2 separate regions of the Homo sapiens genome follow, and region 2 is linked to region 1. Evidence: chromatin loops called from intact Hi-C (ENCODE). Cell type or tissue: heart left ventricle. All regions are shown on one strand. Each heading gives the region's core, and the rest is flanking DNA. Links, peaks and the distances in the headings are about the cores only.

The links. Hi-C counts contacts between places; a loop is a spot of excess contacts. Peaks named below come from ENCODE experiments on the same cell type or tissue, not always from the same donor. Only the 100,000 strongest peaks of a DNase experiment are listed, where the experiment ranks them.
Region 2: it touches region 1 in a loop (4-fold over the local background); 10 of 110 quality-filtered maps call a loop at or near these places.

What each region holds. Positions count from the first base shown.
Region 1 is chr4:30,717,812-30,726,786 of GRCh38, reverse strand. PCDH7 (protocadherin 7) reads right to left here and starts at 6,418. Exons shown (of 3, transcript NM_001173523.2): 1 at 2,191-6,418. The coding sequence starts at 5,364. LOC124900844 reads left to right here and starts at 7,666. Exons shown (of 1, transcript XM_047416545.1): 1 at 7,666-8,975. The coding sequence starts at 8,880. RefSeq lists an enhancer at 4,899-5,609. In heart left ventricle, for the core only: CTCF peaks have their summits at 4,744 and 7,840; DNase peaks (open chromatin) are centred at 5,026, 5,806, 6,006, 7,186 and 4 weaker places; H3K4me3 peaks cover 8,000 bases; H3K27ac peaks cover 2,394 bases; H3K27me3 peaks cover 4,842 bases.
Region 2 is chr4:30,931,389-30,940,363 of GRCh38, reverse strand. The region is part of intron 2 of PCDH7 (protocadherin 7); the gene reads right to left. Among named protein-coding and RNA genes, the nearest start is that of PCDH7, 220 kb to the right of the region's middle. In heart left ventricle, for the core only: no CTCF peak of the experiment used is centred there; no DNase peak of the experiment used is centred there.

The DNA.
Region 1 (8,975 bases), core at 514-8,513:
GGAATGTGTTTCATCTGCCTTTATTTCATTTTAGGTCAGCTATTTACTTGGGGTTAAAAGTGTATACTTCTTTTGAATATGTAATGACAGAAAAGTTTTCCAAAGTCACTTTTGGCAAACTGTGTGATTCATTCCAATTGCTTTGAGGGTTTTCTCTTTTGGAATGTGGACTTCTTTACTCAGTTAAAAGGCTAACACCATATATTAGTTTATTTATAAGCATATCACTTTGCCTTTTAAACAGGATGCCAACAGTCTTGATATTAGCTGTTTTAAATATTCAAGCATATAGAGCTAACCTCATCTGATGAGCCAAATGAAGCTTAAGTAACAGCACAGAACATATGAAGTGTTTGCATAAAATATCCATAAAAGTGTCACTTGATATGTCCATTCAAAAGCATAAGATTACACAATTTAGAACGCAAATGCTATCCAGACACAGGACAGAAGTACCATTAGGATAAGAACCGAGGTGTAAATATTCTGCAGACAGATCTCTTCACACTCCTTTGCATTAGGTGTTACTATTTTCTAGAGAAATGTCTACAAATCTCAATTTATTTTTGAGTGTTTAATCTGTAAAAAGTGCTACCATTTTAGCTAGAATCTTCCTTGTTTACAACACCAATAAAAGCACCAAAACAACACAAAAATCAGCTTCTCACTCCATGTAACACAATAATACAACAGATATAAACACTCCACTATGTCAAATGTTGGTTTAAAATAAATAAATAATTCAAATTCACATACACCAAAGGACATATTTTCAAAAGCCATTTAATGCAAATGTAGTTTGAACTGGTGTTTTCTTGGATTGCATTTGTTATTAGATATAAAAGTATATTCAGACTGTTTCTCCTTATCTGAATAGCTACAGTAAAGTACTATATACAGAAAATATTTATTTAAAATACTAATTTCAATAATCATGAAAGCAATTAAGAATTCATATCTCTTTCTATAACTATAATCTTCAATGAGGCTATAAAATAACTTTTTCCTTTGCCTCAATTCTTCTCGGATTCCACATTCCACATGCAAAGCATGTTTAATAGAAATTAGATTGACAATCATAACTGTGTTTCTTGAGATGGGTTCTGACAGTAAGAAATACGTAATGTTTTATTAGCTGAGGTTGCTGTACCATGAGACACAGTCCTTTCCAAAAGGTCTTGTTTGCTGTGTGGCAAACTTTGGTAGATATACAAAGTAAACTTTCTGAGGATGCTATATTACACGAGGAAAACTTTCAAAAATAAATTTCAGATTTGCTTAAGTTCCGCCTCAGAATATATGTATTTTTTACTGTTTCCACATTTCACTGAGAAACTATTATGTCAAATATTCCACATAATCTTTACATTCTCAATATATCATAATGCATACCAAAATAGTCTTGCACACAGTACATCAATCATGAATATTTTCATTACTTGGCTTAAATAATAAATGGCTCATGCAATGTATTTTTGTTTGCAAACTTTTAATACCAAACAGAAAGAATGCAAATGGTAATTGCATATCATTATAGAACACTAATTGTTATAGGTATCGATTATTATAGATATAAAAGATTGAAAGTGGAGTTTTGCATGACATTTGCATATCAGTAAATATTTTTAAACCAGCAGTTTCATCAAAGTAGTCAGTATTTCAATATCTCAGACTTAGTACTACATCTGCATGAATCAGCATCTATTTATCTGTAAAATCCTGCATTGTAAATAACATAGCTAAAACTTCTATGGAATCCAATTTGCATAGACACCAGTAGTAACTTTAGAAACTTTTTCTCTGGATGTAATTATCCACTTAGTTGCCACAGAAGAAAATAATTTCAGGTGAAAACTAACCATCTAAGTAATACACACATATTTATTCTGGAAACAAAAAAATGTAGTATGAATTAGGGATGTCAAGTGCAAAGAGAACTGCCAAACACTGCCTACTCTGAATACTTCTTTCAGTAGTTTAGTGAACCTTAATTCTAATTTGCAAAATACAGTGGTATACCTCTTGTAGATGGCCTTTGCTAAATTAATGGTGCAAAAATTAACATTAAATTCCTACTGTTAAAATTTTAATAACTTTAAAAACGAGAAGACAAAACTTTACAGAAGATAATCTGTCTCAGAGTTATTAGCCCTCCCTGGGATATTTAAATATATTTGGGATACATCTTACCTGTTTGCTGTACTTGTTATTGGTTTGACAGCTGTACTCAGAGCAGTGATCTGATCCAATTGAAATGTTGTCTCCTGCTCCCACAAATGTGTTGGCTGGTGGTAGATCTTGTACGGCCTGGTGTTTTTTTCCTGCAGTTGGTGACTGGGGATGAAGCTGAACAGTAGGCAATGGGGAACTAGATTTGTAATGCCTTGCCAGGTCAGGACTGCCGGGCCCACCATTAACGGACCTGTATCGCCCCATGCTTGGGCTGTCTGACAGCTTCTCATTGACACTATCATACCTCTGTCCATTTGGCTTAGAAGCCTCCACAGTGACAATGCTGCTGTAGAGAGGCTGCTTAGATTTTTTGTTTTTCTTGTCCTTTTTAGGCTTTTTAGATTTGTCATGCTGTTGGGGTGTAAAAAAGTCTTCGTGATCTTTTTTGCCGGCTTCATAGCCATTTTTATTTTTGGACCTGCAGTACCTTGCCATCACTACAATTAAGATGATTAGAATCACCGTCATAATGCCAGCAACCACGCCAATGACAATACTGAGTCTCTGTTTGCTAATTTCATAGCTTGGGTCACCAGCTATATCCTGGGTGAGTGGGATGTGCAAACTTCTAGCTATCTGGGAGTCAATCGCAGTTGCATTAGAAACACTTTCATTGACAAACACGTGCACCAGAGTCGTGGTGGACTGGGAAGGCTGCCCACTGTCATTCACTTGCACCACCAACCTGTGCAAGCCATAATGCTTTTGGGTGAGTTTTCCCACTAAGGAAACCACACCACTAGTGGGATCAATTTCAAACAGCTTGAAGGGATTTCCTCCCACAATGCTGTAGTTCAGGTCTGCATTGATGCCATCATCACTGTCTGTTGCCAACACTGTAGCTACTACTGTCCTGACATTACTCGAAGGTGGCAGTAAAGTGTAGGAAATGTTTTTGGGAAGGGTAACTGTGGGAGCATTGTCATTTTCATCCATCACAAAAAGCGAGACTGTAGCTGTGGCAGATCTGGGAGGATCTCCCCCATCCACAGCCTTGACTCTGAAAGTGTATGTGGTCTGATGTTCCCGGTCAAAAGACATTGTGGAGTAAATGGTCCCCGTGTCATTTTCAATAGAAAAAATGTTATTGTTCTCCTCTATGTACAGGCTCATCTCTGCATTCCGCCCCTTGTCAGCATCCATCACGGTGACCATCCCCACAGGGCTGTTGGGCTGCAAGTTTTCTTTCACATAAAAGGTGAAGACGTCCTGCATAAACTTAGGGTCATTGTCATTTTTATCAGCCACCTGCACAATCACCGTAGTGCTGCCCTGCAGCACGGGGATGCCTTTGTCTTTGGCGTTAACTTTAAACTCATACCTGTCAGTCTGCTCGCGGTCCAGCACGGTATTGACCAGGATGTCCCCAGAATCGGGATCGATGGCAAAGATCCCCATCACAGAGGAGTCCAGCGAGTAGGCGATCTCGGCGTTCTTACCGCTGTCTGCGTCTGTCGCCAGCACCGTGGCCACCCTCTCGCCCGGGATGTTGTTCTCAGGGAAGTAAACCTCCACCACCGACTGGCCGAACATGGGCGGGTTGTCGTTGGTGTCTCCCACCTTGACAATCAGGGAGTTGTTGCTCGAGAGGCTGGGGCTGCCTGAGTCCACCGCCACGATGACCACGTTGAACTCCCGGGTGGCCTCATAGTCCAGAGGGGTCGAGGTGTGCAAGAAGTACTTTTTCTTGTTCTGGTCGCCCTCGGTGTCGCTGGCTGGCTTGAGCTGGAAGGGCACGTCGCCCACCACGGTGCAGGTGACCACCCCGTTCTCGCCTTGGTCTCGGTCGGACACCTGCACCAGAGCGATGGGGGTGTCGACCAGAACGTCCTCGGCCACGTTGGCCACCCCGTCCTTGAGGGGGATGCGCCCAATCTTGCGGATTTCAATGGACGGCACGTTGTCGTTCTCGTCTTTGATGTTAAGGACCACGGTGGCCTTGTCGGTCTTGGGGGGCTGCCCGCGGTCGCGGGCCATGACCGTGAAGCGCAGCTGGTTCACCTCCTCGCGGTCGATCCGGTGCAGGACGCTGAGCCAGCCGGACGTCTCGTCAAGGCGCAGCAGCCGCCTCACCGACTCGGTGGCCGCCCCGAACACGTATTCGATCTGCCCGTTGACCCCCACGTCCAAGTCGGCTGCGCGCAGTTGCAGGATGGGGGTCCCCGGGGCGCTGTTCTCAGCCAAGTCGGCCTCGTACACGCTCTTCTCGAAGCGGGGGCTGTTGTCGTTCACGTCGGTGATGAGGACCCGTAGGATGGCCTGCGAGGAGCGAGGCGGGTCGCCGCCGTCGCGCACTCGCAGGGTCAGCTCGTAGGAGTCGCGCTGCTCGCGGTCCAGCGCCCCCTTCACGATCAGCTGCGGCTGCTTCTCGCCGTCCGGGGTGTCCGCCACCTGCAGCTCGAACACGCTGCTGCGGCCGCCGGGGTTGGTGCCGCCGCCGCCCTCTGATGCGTCCAGCCGCCGCTTGGAGCCTCCCGAGCCGCCGCCGCTCGCGCCGTTCCCGCCGCCCCCGGGGTAGGGGGCGCTGTCGGCCGCCCCGGCGCGCCGGCTCTCGCCGCCGCTGCCGCCGCCTCCGGGCTCCTGGAGCAGCTCGTAGCGCTCGATGCCGTTGCGGCCGAAGTCGCGGTCGGTGGCTGTGGGCAGCAGGTAAAGTGTGCCCACCGGCCGATTCTCCTCCACCGTGAGCGTGAGCACGGGCGACGGGAAGGTGGGCGTGTTGTCGTTGATGTCAAGCACGATGACCTGACCCTCAAACAGGTCCACCCAGCTCTGCGAGGGCCCGATCACCGACACCTCGAAGTCCAGGAAGCACTCGTTCTCGTCGAAGATCATCTGACACTGGGGCAGCTTCTCGCGGTCGATGCGCCGCTCGCTCGTGCTCAGCTCGCCAGTGAGGTTGTCGATCTTCAGGTACTCGGAACCGGACTCCAGGCTGAAAGTCACCTCACCCGATCCGGTCACGATGCCCAGGTCTGAAGCCACGTTGCCGATGCGGACGTCGGCGGGGCCCTCCTCGGCCAGCCGGTACCGGAGGAGCTGCTTGGCGGCCGCCAGGCTGAGCGAGAGCGGCAGGAGGAGGCAGCAGCCCAAGCACCAGCCGCGCGCCCATCCCGCGGTCCGCATCCTCAGCATCTTCTCCTGCTGCTGCTGCTACTGCTCCTTCTAACCACAGCCCCCTCGGCGCCCCCCTCCTCCGGGGCCGGCCGCCTGCCCTCCCCCGAGTCCTCTCCCCTCTCCCGGAAAGGAAGGAGCGAGAGGGAGGGGAGGGAGGGGGCAAAAGCGGCGTGGAGAGTTGGCCGGGAATGGGGGTGGGAGGGCAGCGATAGATGCTTCTTTTTTTCCTCCTGCTTCTTCCGAAAGTTATTGTTTCATAATTCATGCAATGGGTGCTAATCGCCCGCTCGCCTGCCGCCGTTCAGTCGCAGTACTCACAGTTCACGGGACACTGCGCGCCGCGGGTTCGGCGCTCCCCCAACCCAGAGTCATCCCCTCAGCGGGCGGAGAATCCCCGGCTCTAGTCCCCGCTCTGTCGGAAGGGGCCAGAACCGCTCCGGCAGACGGGCAGTGGGGCTGGGAAGAGGTGGGGAATGAGCCTGCAGCCTCCCCCGCCTGCCAGCCCGCTGGTCTTTGCTGCTACTCGAGTTGAGTCCAATTCACGTTCCAGGCACTCACTCCAAACCCAGGCTCTGCTCCGGCTCCGGCCACCCAGACAAACGTGAGTCGCTTCCTGCACCAGGCGCTGGGGCCAGCAACAAGCCAGTCTCAACTCCGACTCTGCTCATGCAGCGGGGGAGCCAGTCAACAGATCGAGAATGAAAAATCCCCCGGCACGTCGCTTCGGGCACGGTGCAGGGGAGACTACTCGCGTCACAGAGCGGTCAGTGTCAGGGTCCCCCCGGCGCGCCAAAGAGAAGCCCGAGCCATCTTCAGAGACGCCCAGAGTCAGTCCCTTCTCACCCCGGAGAGCGCGGGTTTCTCTTTTTTCTTAACAACTCTGCGCAAGGTCATTAGTCACGAAGCAGCCGCCTGAAACCGCAGCAGCCTTTCGCCCACGGGGGCGAAGGCTGAGCAGTGCGCACCGTGCGGTGCCCAAGTTTGGGTTCGCAGCCGCAGAGTCCGTGCCTTTTCTCACCTGCATTCGGCCCGCATGTCGGAGCAGTGGGATCTGCAGCGCTGTGCGCGATTCAGGGAGGAGATTGCAGCCTCTCTCTCCCCGCTCTCTCTCGATCCCTCCCCTCCCTCCCTCCCTTTCTCTCTCCTCCCTCCTCTCTCTCCTCCCTCCTCTCCTTTCCCCTTTCCCCCTCTCCCACTCGCTCTCTTGCACGCTCTCTCTCCTTCCCAATGCAGGGAACTCAAGCTGAACTTGATCCCTTTGCAGTTCAAAGGTGAGCAAACCAGGCTCGGAGCACAGGCGACGTTAGCCGGCGAAAGCGCACGGCCGGGCGTCCCCAACGGCAATTAACAAAGATGCCCAATTCTGTCTGGATTTCCGAAGAAAAGCCAAAGGCTTTCGGGCGGGGGTGGAGGGGGAGGTGGAGTCAGAGACAGCTGCCAAGTAGCTTAAAAAAAAAAATCCAGTTTGCCAAGGGGAGAAAAAGTGTCAGTCGGTTGTGGCCTCGGAAGTGCCCTGGCACGGCTGGTGAATTCCGCAGTTGTCTCGTCCCTTTTCGCGTCTGGGAGAGTCTGGTGCGGGCGCTCCCGCCGCCCCTCGGGCTGCAGCGGCTCGGAGACACTGAACCGCTAGTGGGAATCTCCCGTTCGCTACCCGCGAGCAGGAAACCCGCAAGTTGCCCAAAGTGGTGGTTGCTGCTGGGTGCTCGCTCGCTCACGGATCAGGCTTGTCCCTGACGCTGCTGCTGCAGCGGCGGCGGCAGTAGCAGCCGAGCCGCCGAAACTACACACTAGGAGAGAGCGAGGGAGGAGGGCCCGGGATAAGGAGGCGGGAGGGAGCGTCAGCCAGCCGCCGCGCTCGGGAAAGCCCAGCCTCAGCTCCAGGGGCCGCTCAAAGTGTGCCCAATCCCAGCCAGTCCTCTTTAAGCCAAAGCCCAGTCCCCCTCCCTAGCGAGTACCGCCGTCTTCTCTGGGGGACTTGTTTTCCCTCCCTCGGGCTGGTAAATTTCCTCCTCCCTTGACTAATGCCCAGTTCACGCGTGAGAGCTTTCGGAGCTGGTGTCAGGATAGGTTTCTCCTTCTCCCTCCCTCTCAGACGACGTCCTCCTCCCCCCGGAAAGTGTCTCCGGTTCGCGATTTAGGATCTTGGTTAGGACATGGTTATCGGGGTCCTGGGGAACCTACGAGCGCCCAGAAAGCCACTCTGTTCTGAAAAACCATGACGGGCTGCAGTAGTGAAGAGAGAACATCAAACTCCAGAGAGCTGGAGAAAGATCCTTTTTTGGGAGCTCAGACTTTGGATGGTTGCGGGGGGCAGGGGCGGCGGTGGGTGGAGGGTGAAGGATGTCTGTCTTTGTTTAAATGCTTGACATTCCTGTCGTCGTGCTTGCTTGCGGGGGTAGACCGTGTGTGCGCGCCTGGGGAATAAACACATGTTGGAAACCTCGATATTATTTTCTGAGCAGAAACCTGCAGCCTTTAGTAACTGGCAAAGTGTAGCGTCACCTATCTGGATAAAAGGGAAATAAACTTTAATGGCAACTTTGTGTACCAAAGTGTCCCCAGCTTTCCCATCTCTCCTTTTGACTTTGTGTCCCTTGACTGTCCCTATTTCCTGAAGCAAGGCTTCTCCAATTTTCATTCACGACCACCGCAGCCGGCCTCATCAGATCTCAGGTCTGGTTGTGTTTTTGAACTGAGCCATTTACTCATTTATTTCAGTGGCTGTAAACGAAGAGGCCCGGCTAGGATTAAGACGACTGAGACGGACTGTAGGTATTTGGGGAGAATTTTTACCATCTCGAAAGAGAGAAAGGGCCGCTGCTGGGATTTGCTTAGTCTTCAGCTCGCCTGACGTATCCATACACATTTAAGGGCCTCCCCTCAAAGAAAAATTTAAAGCCGAAAAAATAAAATCTGTCCAGTGTGGGTATTCTTTACGAGACCTGGGTGACGAGGCAGAATGATTTAAACAAGACAAACACCAATAAAGTCAACGAGCAGATGTAGCGCGCGGTTGTTTGGGCGGGCGCAGGAACAGGAATGAGGAGGGAGAGGCGGCAGAGATTTCCAAGCTCTCCCTACAGGGGATCGTAGATGCCCGTTGGATGGAAGTGTGTCTAAGTGTGTGTCAGGGAGCTGGCGAGTATTTTCCAGTCTGTGAAAGTAGCATCACCCCAGGGGTGGTGGCTCCTCCTCCGAGGCCAGGGCAGGGAACCCGGCCTTCCCGCTAACCCTCCCGCTGCTGGCACCCGAACCTCTCAGCTCTGTATCTGCAGCATCAGCGAGAAAAGCCCCGCGCGCAGGCTCAGTGCGCACCGCCGCAGTCTCGAGCCGGGGGCGGGGGTGGGCTCCGCAGCGCCTTCGCGGCCGGCTAAGTGGCAGTAAAGCCAAATCCCTCTTACATTTGGCAAGAACCCGGGTTTATCGGAACGCCTGCCTCTCTCCAAACCTCCGACCCTGGTTCCCCTTTTTCCCAGGTTGGAGGCAAATGGGAGAAGCCGTCTCCACTCCGCGGCCTTGCGCCGTGCATTCCGATGCGCGGCAATATGGTGCAGTGCACTCACTCCCCTCATCGCCTTACTAAGATTTTGCAAACTTCAGGCAGCCGCTTGGGCAGAAACGTTGTGCAC
Region 2 (8,975 bases), core at 560-8,559, 210 kb before region 1:
TTCTAAAATTACCATTTTATAAAATTTAAATTTCACTGACCAAATACACTGAATTTGTCAATAGAATTTCAATCAAAATCAGTTCAGAAAGTGTGATAATTTTTTTTAAATTCAAGACAAAAAAAGCAATCTACTCTTTAAAATGGGGACCAATACTTTTTAAAACCTAATTCTTGGAAGACAAAGAAAGAGGCTAAACATATTTCAATATGTTAATGCATTTTCAGGCTATTAGTATAACCCTGAGGTTTTTTTTTTGTTTGTTTGTTTTTTTGCCTACCACATCATTACTCTTCAATCTGGGGTAATCATTGATCTTAGATTTCAGGCACGTGCTCATCAACTTTGACCTGTTTTTCCTCTAATGTGAATCCAGTTAAACTTCCTACCTTTAATCGACTCTTCCATTTCTTGCCAATAAAAGAAACAGGTAAAGAAATACATCAAAAGCAGGCCCTGTACATGGAATGCTATCCTCTGTGGGAGGGCAGGTACTTCTGTAATAAATGCTTATTTTAAGTTTTCCTACATCAAATTTAGACTCGTAAAGCCAGGCCATGCATGATTAGAAATGTCAAAGGCATAATTCTAGAGTGATTCCTGCTTTTGAGATCTCATAGCATAACAGCATTCAATTTTACTAGGCATTACAGGAATATTCTCCAATGTGCGTATTAAATTCCTTTATAGAGACAGTTGTGTTGGTACAAGCCATAAATTTGACAAATCATCAGATATATAACTTTCATTCTCACATTTACATTACCAAGTATTTTATGGAGCAATTTTCTTAGTCATGGCAGTGAGACTGTTCAATGATATAAATAAATAAATAAATACTATTTCAACGTAAAACCCTTAGCTCTAAAAGAAAGTAACTATGCTGGAGTCTCACAACAATACAATTCACTATGAAAGAGAATTCAGTTATCAGTAGGGTCTATCTTGGATTGCATCCATGAAAGTTTATTACCAGTAGTATCACAAGGACTTTATTATAGCAAGCAATACAGAAGCCAAGGACAGAATTATGGCTGGATTCCAGTGCTGAGAGAAAGTGCATGAAAAGCCTAATATACCACAATACTGAAATGGTTATTATAAATAACAGGCACATTTACATTGGATTATCATAAGTTTTCAACAGAAACTTAAAATACCAACTGTCAGCACCAGTCCCAGGGCTTGGGGTTTCTTGTTGAGACCTGTTGTTGTGCATTGGCAGTGGCAGGCCTAAGTGCTCCCAGGGATTTTCAGGCTTGCATTAAAAAACAATATCCCTTGTATGGAAAATTAGAGCTTTAGGTGTAAAGGACATTTAGAAATGATGAAGTACTTGAGCAGTCCACTGAAATAGCCTTAAAGCAGTATTTTGAAATACTCTAAAATATATTTGTATATTTTTACCTCAGTATTACAAAAATATAAGGACACACTTTGCTCTGGAGGGGAAAAAGGCATTAGAAGGCAATTAGGAAACTAAAATCTTAAGTTCACCTTACAGGGTTTCTCTGTCAGTATTTTACTTAAAAGATTACATTAAATTTCAGGTTGGCATGTTGAGTAATAAAAGAAAATAACCCAAATTTTAAGGCACATATGTTACAAATTTTATACTGGCCATTTATTAAAGCTTACTGTATTATAAAAATATTACTTGATTTTACAATATAAAAATATCTCAATATATTAAGAGACTGTCAAGTTTGTAATGTATGAAACAATTGATTTTAATTTAATAGAACATGTCCAAAATAAAATCTTTTGGAAAGGATAATTTATTACTCAAAATATTTCCAAGAGGTGTCTCAAACCTGCTTGGCCTAGCCTATCAAGGCTGGTGTGTGTGAGTGTGTGCGTGTGTGTGTGTGTGTGTGTGTGTATGTTTTTCCCCAGTGAGCAGTGCCAGTTCATCCTAAAGTTTGCTCATAAATTTCAGAATGAGTATCCCAAATATACATTAACTTGGAAGTCAAATTCTCTACATGTTGATCCAGGAAATATTTGTCCTAAAATTTGTTTAGAAATGCATATCACGTACAAGTAGATAGTTCATAAAGTCCAATCAATAAGGAGACTAGCTAAATGAAGTACAAAAATATTAAAATGAATCCTTTAGCTCTTGGGAATCAATGGCAGTAAACTTCGTTTAGAAAGAATGTGTGTCTGAGCAATAATGTGGAGCAATATTTCTCAAGCTGCTAAAATGAAAAGAGCTCAGAGGCATACATCTCTCCATGTAGCTATATTACATTTTTTGTTCTTTTTTTCCCCTATTGCTACAAGAGAATTGTCCTAACCACTTCAGAAATGCCCTACCTTATTCTTAGGAAGGAAATGAAAGCCTTACCACTGATTGTAAAATATATATGATAATTACAAAGGAGCAGAATTGGCAGATGAGGGCTGAAAGTTGCTTAATGACGAGGTCAATTATTAGCAAACTACACACGCCATCTTCTCGGTGGAAACAGATATTTTTACTTAATTCTACTTTGAAATATGCATCTTTTCTGCATGTGTGTTCCTAAATAGATGACATGATTCCATATGTCAAATAAAAATCCCATAATACCCTTATATTAGAATAGGAAATTTACAATATTTTAAATGCTAGCTCCAGCTGAGTCATTGATCCACTTTTGTAAGGCATATCCTCTCCTGAACATAAAAAGATTTAATGAGATATGCTTGAGAACAAGGAAACTTGAAAATGTGTTAGTGTGCATAATATAAATTCCCTTTTATTTCTGTCATGCTGGTAATTTCAAAATTATTTTCCATTTTATTTTAATTTGTTACTGTATCCAAGGAAGCTTCTAATTCTTAAGCAAGTTTGAGCAAGTTCAATAATTTAGATCAATTGGCAGGCATAATTAAAATAAATATTCCCTAGGGAGGCAGGAGGAAAGGTTGTGACTTGTGTTGCAGTTAAAAATATTTGTGACCAAGACTCAAAATAGCTAAGATATTTTCTAATTGAATCACATATTATAAAAATCTTATTATTTAAAATGGATTATCTAGCAGTTTTGAAAGCAGTGATATGGATATGGAAATATTTTCCTATATTCAGCAGAGAGAAAAATTTGAAGGAAAAATCTGAGTTTACACATTTAGCTAAAGTTTTTTTGCTTATTTGGAAATTTCCAACATTACTGAGAATATTAGAAGTATTAAATAAATTATTTAATATATTTTACTGCTTACTTTACTGAATGGTTTGCATAATTAAAAAAGTTAATTGCTTTGTTTCCACAATCTTTGGGAGTCATGGGACCAACTCCAGAATCAGGCTCTTAATGCAATATTTTCTTATGCCTCTTCCCATTGAGTTAAGCATCCTCCCTACCTTGGTAGAAGGATACAATGCAGGTGTGTGTATGTCTGTGTGTGTGTGTGTTCTGAATGAACTGCCAATGAATTACAGTCAAAAGCGATATAACTATCAAGTTGAACCATAAATAAAGCATCTGGTATTGATTCTTCTTACCTTATTTTGGGTATATTTCTTTAATTGGCTCATGATACTGAGTTATTATTCTGTTATTCTGAAACAAACAAGCAAATAAAAGCACCTCCCACCAAAATCTATTAGTCTCTTCCCAATTTTTGTGAAGTAAATATTTGACCGTCTGAGTTATAATACCAGGTACCAACATCAAAGCTACAATTTACAGTGGTTCTTGATGATAACATAAATATTGCTTTATGCAAAAAACAAAAAAAAAATGCATTGTGGTTTATAATACACAGATAGAAAGAGAAATTACCTGAAAGATAGGCAGAGCAAAGTTTATTGCCGGCCTTAAACAATGAGACAATAAAAGGCTAAGGGATTTGCTTAAAACTACGCAATAAATCAGTGCTTCTATTAAATATCAAACAAAAACTAAATGTTTTTCTACTTAAATTAGTTTTTAAAATATAAATAATTATAATGGCTACAATAGGTTTTCATAAGCTTTGAATGCAATAACTCAAATATAGCCCTTTGGAGTTAATAGTGGCAAATAATAAATAATAAAAGCTACCATGTATTAAACACTAAGAGTTTTCAGGTATTAACTACAACTTTCCATATCTTCTTCTCACCTTCATCATCTGTAAAATGTCGATATTACCTTGCTTTGAGTGATACTGTAAAGCAAATGATTATGTAGAACCCTCAGGTAGACACCAATATACTATAAAATAATTAATTTACTAATTCAATTATTCCTTGCTCTATTTATCTTTTCTTTTTGTATGTTTAATAAGGATACTATTTTATCATTCTAGTAAATATTTTTGATGGATAGGTTATCCACTTCACGTTGTTCTTTTTTAGTGCTTCTTTCATTTTATGTGTATTTATAAGAGGGAGTGAATACCAATATAATTATAATTTATTTATCTCTGACACTGTGATGACGTGGTGCCTTTAGATTACTTCATGAAGCCTTTTGTGCTCCAATTGTATTGCAATTGGGGTGTTTTGCACTGTGCTCAGAAAATTATCTCAAATAGCCCATAAAAGTTGATTTCTACATTTATAAATTTATTTGGCATAATTAGCAGTTTAAATGGAGACGTGAATAAGGGCTAGGAATTGGTGCCTAATTGGCAGATTCTATCCACACTCTGTGATCGGTGATAATCTTTACAAGGTTTTGCTCACTGCTCTGAATATTTGACGGTTGTCTGTAATCTCAGCCTTTTTGGAACTATTCTGCCACTGCTCACTGAATGATCTTTAGTAATTACTTGATTAATATCTCTGTGAGTTACTGGTTTCTGTCATTTATTATTCCTTAGCAATAAATCCAGGAAAATATATGCAGGTTTCTTAAAGACAGAGCCATTTAGCTTGTAGAAAACAGATGTGATACTATTCATGTTTTCTTTTTCTATAGTTTCATAGAATTATATTTGTTATAAATACTGGAACTTGTTCATGGTAGTTAGAGACCCATGTACTCTTAGTCTAGAGAATTGGAAACCAATAGCGAATTCAAAAGGTGCCAAGAAACTACTTACCTTTACAGCTAAATATGAGGCCAGTAAACATTTCTGGAGGTAAGAAAATAATCATGCATTTAATAAATATTATGAACATTGCAAGTCTGATTTAATGTGGAAAAAGATTGTTGTAGAACTAGTTATCAGCAATTTTAAGGTATCTATAAATAACTCAATATAGTAAAGTAATACTTCAGAATTCAATACTTCTATAAATAACTAAATATACTAAATACTTCACTAAATATAGTAAAGTAATACTTCAGCAATACTTCAGTAATAATGTATCTATAAATAACTGAATATAGTAAAGTAATACTTCAGTAATACTTTAGCATCTTTTATTAATGCTAACTTCCAAAAAATATATGTCCAACTGCACATAAACCTTTGAGGAAGATAGGGCAGTTATTATCATAATTATTGTTCCCATTGTGTAAGTGAAGGAGATAATACATGAATTGACCCAGGTTCTCTTTCTGGAAATGTGATGGAGCTTGAACTAGAACCCAAGATATCTGGCTCCAATTCTTTGCAAATGTACATGTTATATGATACATTACAATACAGTAGAATTGTTATATTTAAGAAGGACTTTTTAAAACTGAAAATATTAAATAGACTCTTCCAGAAGGTATCCCAAAGGAAAAGAGAAACTTGATAGTCAAAAATGACTCAAATATAATGACTTTTGGTAGAGAAACTGAATTATTTAATCTCCAAAAGGTCATAGATAAGGTATTATAAAGAAGAAACTGTGCATGAGATGGTGAGTTTAGGAAAGGCAAAGGAATAGATTATTAGAATGGAGAAATAAAGAAAATATGAAGCCCGAGAGTCAATTTGTGGAAGAGTCCTCTAATTCTCCTTCAAAAATGAAATGACAGAGGAACTGAGAATTTTCATTAAGGTAAAGAAGAGTAATAATGTATTTTCTCTGCTATTTTCAAAAAACTTCAGAAAAAGTTTAAGAAGCTAAATAATCAAGTCAGAAGTCCTGTACTTTGTGTTCTAAAATAAAATGTGGTTACTTAAAAAACACACACACAGGGATCTCTAAACCCATGAGCAATTGACAGAACTAATTTGATAGCTACTTGATCCCGGGGACATAGATAATACTCAGACGTAGGCAGCGAAAGAAAAAGCATACTGGCTTGATTTCACAAAAGAGGATGAAAAGTTTGGGGCTGAAATAGGCAAGAATTAGATTTTAGATCTTCATTATTCTGGGAGAAAGAGATGGACCAATGTTGTCCAGGAAACTAGAAATGCCTCTCAAAATTGAATTCTCAAAGAGCTAGTGAAGGCTGAATACAATTGATCACACTGAATAAAGGGCAGTAAGCTTACGGGGAAAAACTGATAAAATATGGTTCCGTGTGAACACGTTGTTTGCAGTTACCTATTGAAAGATTATGTATGGTTAGATTGCTTCACCCACAGTGAAGGGAAATCGTAAGGACTGGGCCCTAAAACTCCATTTCCTCGAGTATTCATATAATTAAAGATTGAGCTTGTTTTAGGTGAGAATTACCTGAGAATTATGAGCATTTAATTAATGATTTTTGAAATTACACATAAATCTGGAATTGTTTCTTATGCACACAGTTGTGAGTGTCAGATACCACCTACACAAGAGTAACAGCAGGTAACTACCAAGTAAACAACTAAAAAATTGATAGATAGTTGGTGAATGTTTAGAGAGTGGAAAGACACTTTATAGAATGGACCAGAAGCAAGGAGAGAAATGAAGTGTGGTTATATAAGCAGGCCTAAAGCTATTATTGAAAAAAATCCTTTATATATTTTAAGAAAGAATATGCAAAATCCTTAATAGATGACCCTAAAGACAAGAGAAAACAAACAAACAATAACAACAAGCGTAAGTTAGAGACACAAGATTGTGGTTAGTAGCGGACACTGAAAGAAGCACTGAATCTAGGGAGCAAAAGCAATGTGTTTTTCAGATGACCTCAAAGATAGTTTTGTTTCTGCAAGCCTCATCAGGCCTCAGTGTGTGGATTAAGAAACTCCTGGCCAGGTGCAGTGGCTCACACCTGTACTCCCAGCACTTTGGGAGGCCAAGGCAGGCAGATCACGAGGTCAGGGGATCGAGACCATCCTGGCTAACACGGTGAAACCCTGTCTCTACTAAAAATACAAAAATTAGCTGGGTGTGGTAGCATGCGCCTGTAGTCCCAGCTACTTGGGAGCCTGAGGCAGGAGAATTGCCTGAACCCAGGAAGCGGAGGTTGCAGTGAGCCGAGATCAGGCCACTGCACTCCAGCCTGGCGACAGAGCAAGACTCTGTCTCAAAAAAAAAAAAGAAAGAAAGAAAGAAAGAAACTCCTCCTCTGATTCCATCCTCCTCTTTAGGCAACATTTTAAGAGCTACTCTGATTTTCCTTGGCTCTCCTTAAAGAAAGGGTATTGCTTTGAAGAGGAGGCAGAGACTTTCTTATCTACTGAATGGGATATTCTCCTGTTCTAAGTTCAATAAACCGTTGTTACAGTTTGACATTAGGATCTTGTAATATTGTCGAGACTTGGTTATCATGCTTGGCTCTGTACAATTCTGAGGCCGTGATAAAATTGTGTTTTATGGATCTAGAAAGCAGTTTACAGATACCACCCAGAGGCCACTCTGTAATCAGCCAGGTAGCCTGCTCTTGTCACATACCACATTTACATACATTCTATTTAATGTTCCAGGACAATGGGGAGTGCATACACATGTCAAAAAATGGACATTAGTAGAGATTTTCCATGAAACAAATATACATATGAGTGATTAAATGGGAGTTGCATTTTTTACTTGGAAATTATTTTGTAGCAATTGTTTAGATTATCTTGAACTGGAAGACTTTTTATCGATATAGTGCTTATACATAACTCCTATAAAGCAAAAATGAACACAAAGAAATAATAAATTTATGTGACATTGGTGGTTTCATTTCTTTAGGTTAAAAACAACATTAAAAGTGATATCTTCCTGACAAATCATTATTAGTATGACTTTGCATACAACATATTTGGAAGCATTTCTTTCCTTGGATGGTGCACTAGCTGTGGTAGACATCAGTGACGTGACATTTCTGTGGTGCTATGCAAACATCAAATGGACTGGAATTAGTCCTTTTACTATACAATTTGAATTTATTTCTCATTCAGATTCTATTTCCGTGATTTATGTTTTGAAGCACACCTACTTACATAGTATTACTGACAACTGATAGTACTGTTACAATGTCAAGAATCTTAAAATCACAAAATAATTTTGTATGATGACCAGGAAATGTTATAAATTATTAGATCTCACCATAAATGTAGTTAGTCACATATTCTTTTAATTTTAAGTAAGTAAAATGGTCAAATAATTGCATAGTATAAAATAAAATATAAAAGTCATACTAGAGGACAAAACTAATTTAATGAATCAGTATTATATCACTCAAGAAAAGACAGCAAAAGCTATTACACAGAAATGTCACACTCATGGTACGTTCTGAAAATTTTGTAAAAAAAAAAAAAAAAAAGTCCTGAAAAATAGAAGCATAAGGTGATTAGAAATTCTTTAAGACTGATATCAAGGGATGCCACTATGCCCCGGCCTCTGATAATGATGTTACAATGGACTTGGTGACCTGAGAAAGAAGTTCTCAAGTGTGTTCTTAATTCCATTTTCTGGTCTCCAGTTTTCTGAGTTGTCTCAATTCTGTTAAATCTGTATCAGCAACATTGGGCCCTTACTTACTACATATATATATTTATATATATATTTTTTTGAGATGGAGTTTCGCTCTCGTTGCCCAGGCTGGAGTGCAATGGCATGATCTCACTCACTGCAACCTCCACCTCCCGGGTTCAAGCGATTCTCCTGTCTCAGCCTCCCGCGTAGCTGGGATTACAAGCATGTGCCACCACGACCAGCTAATTTTGTATTTTTAATACAAACAGGGTTTCTCCATGTT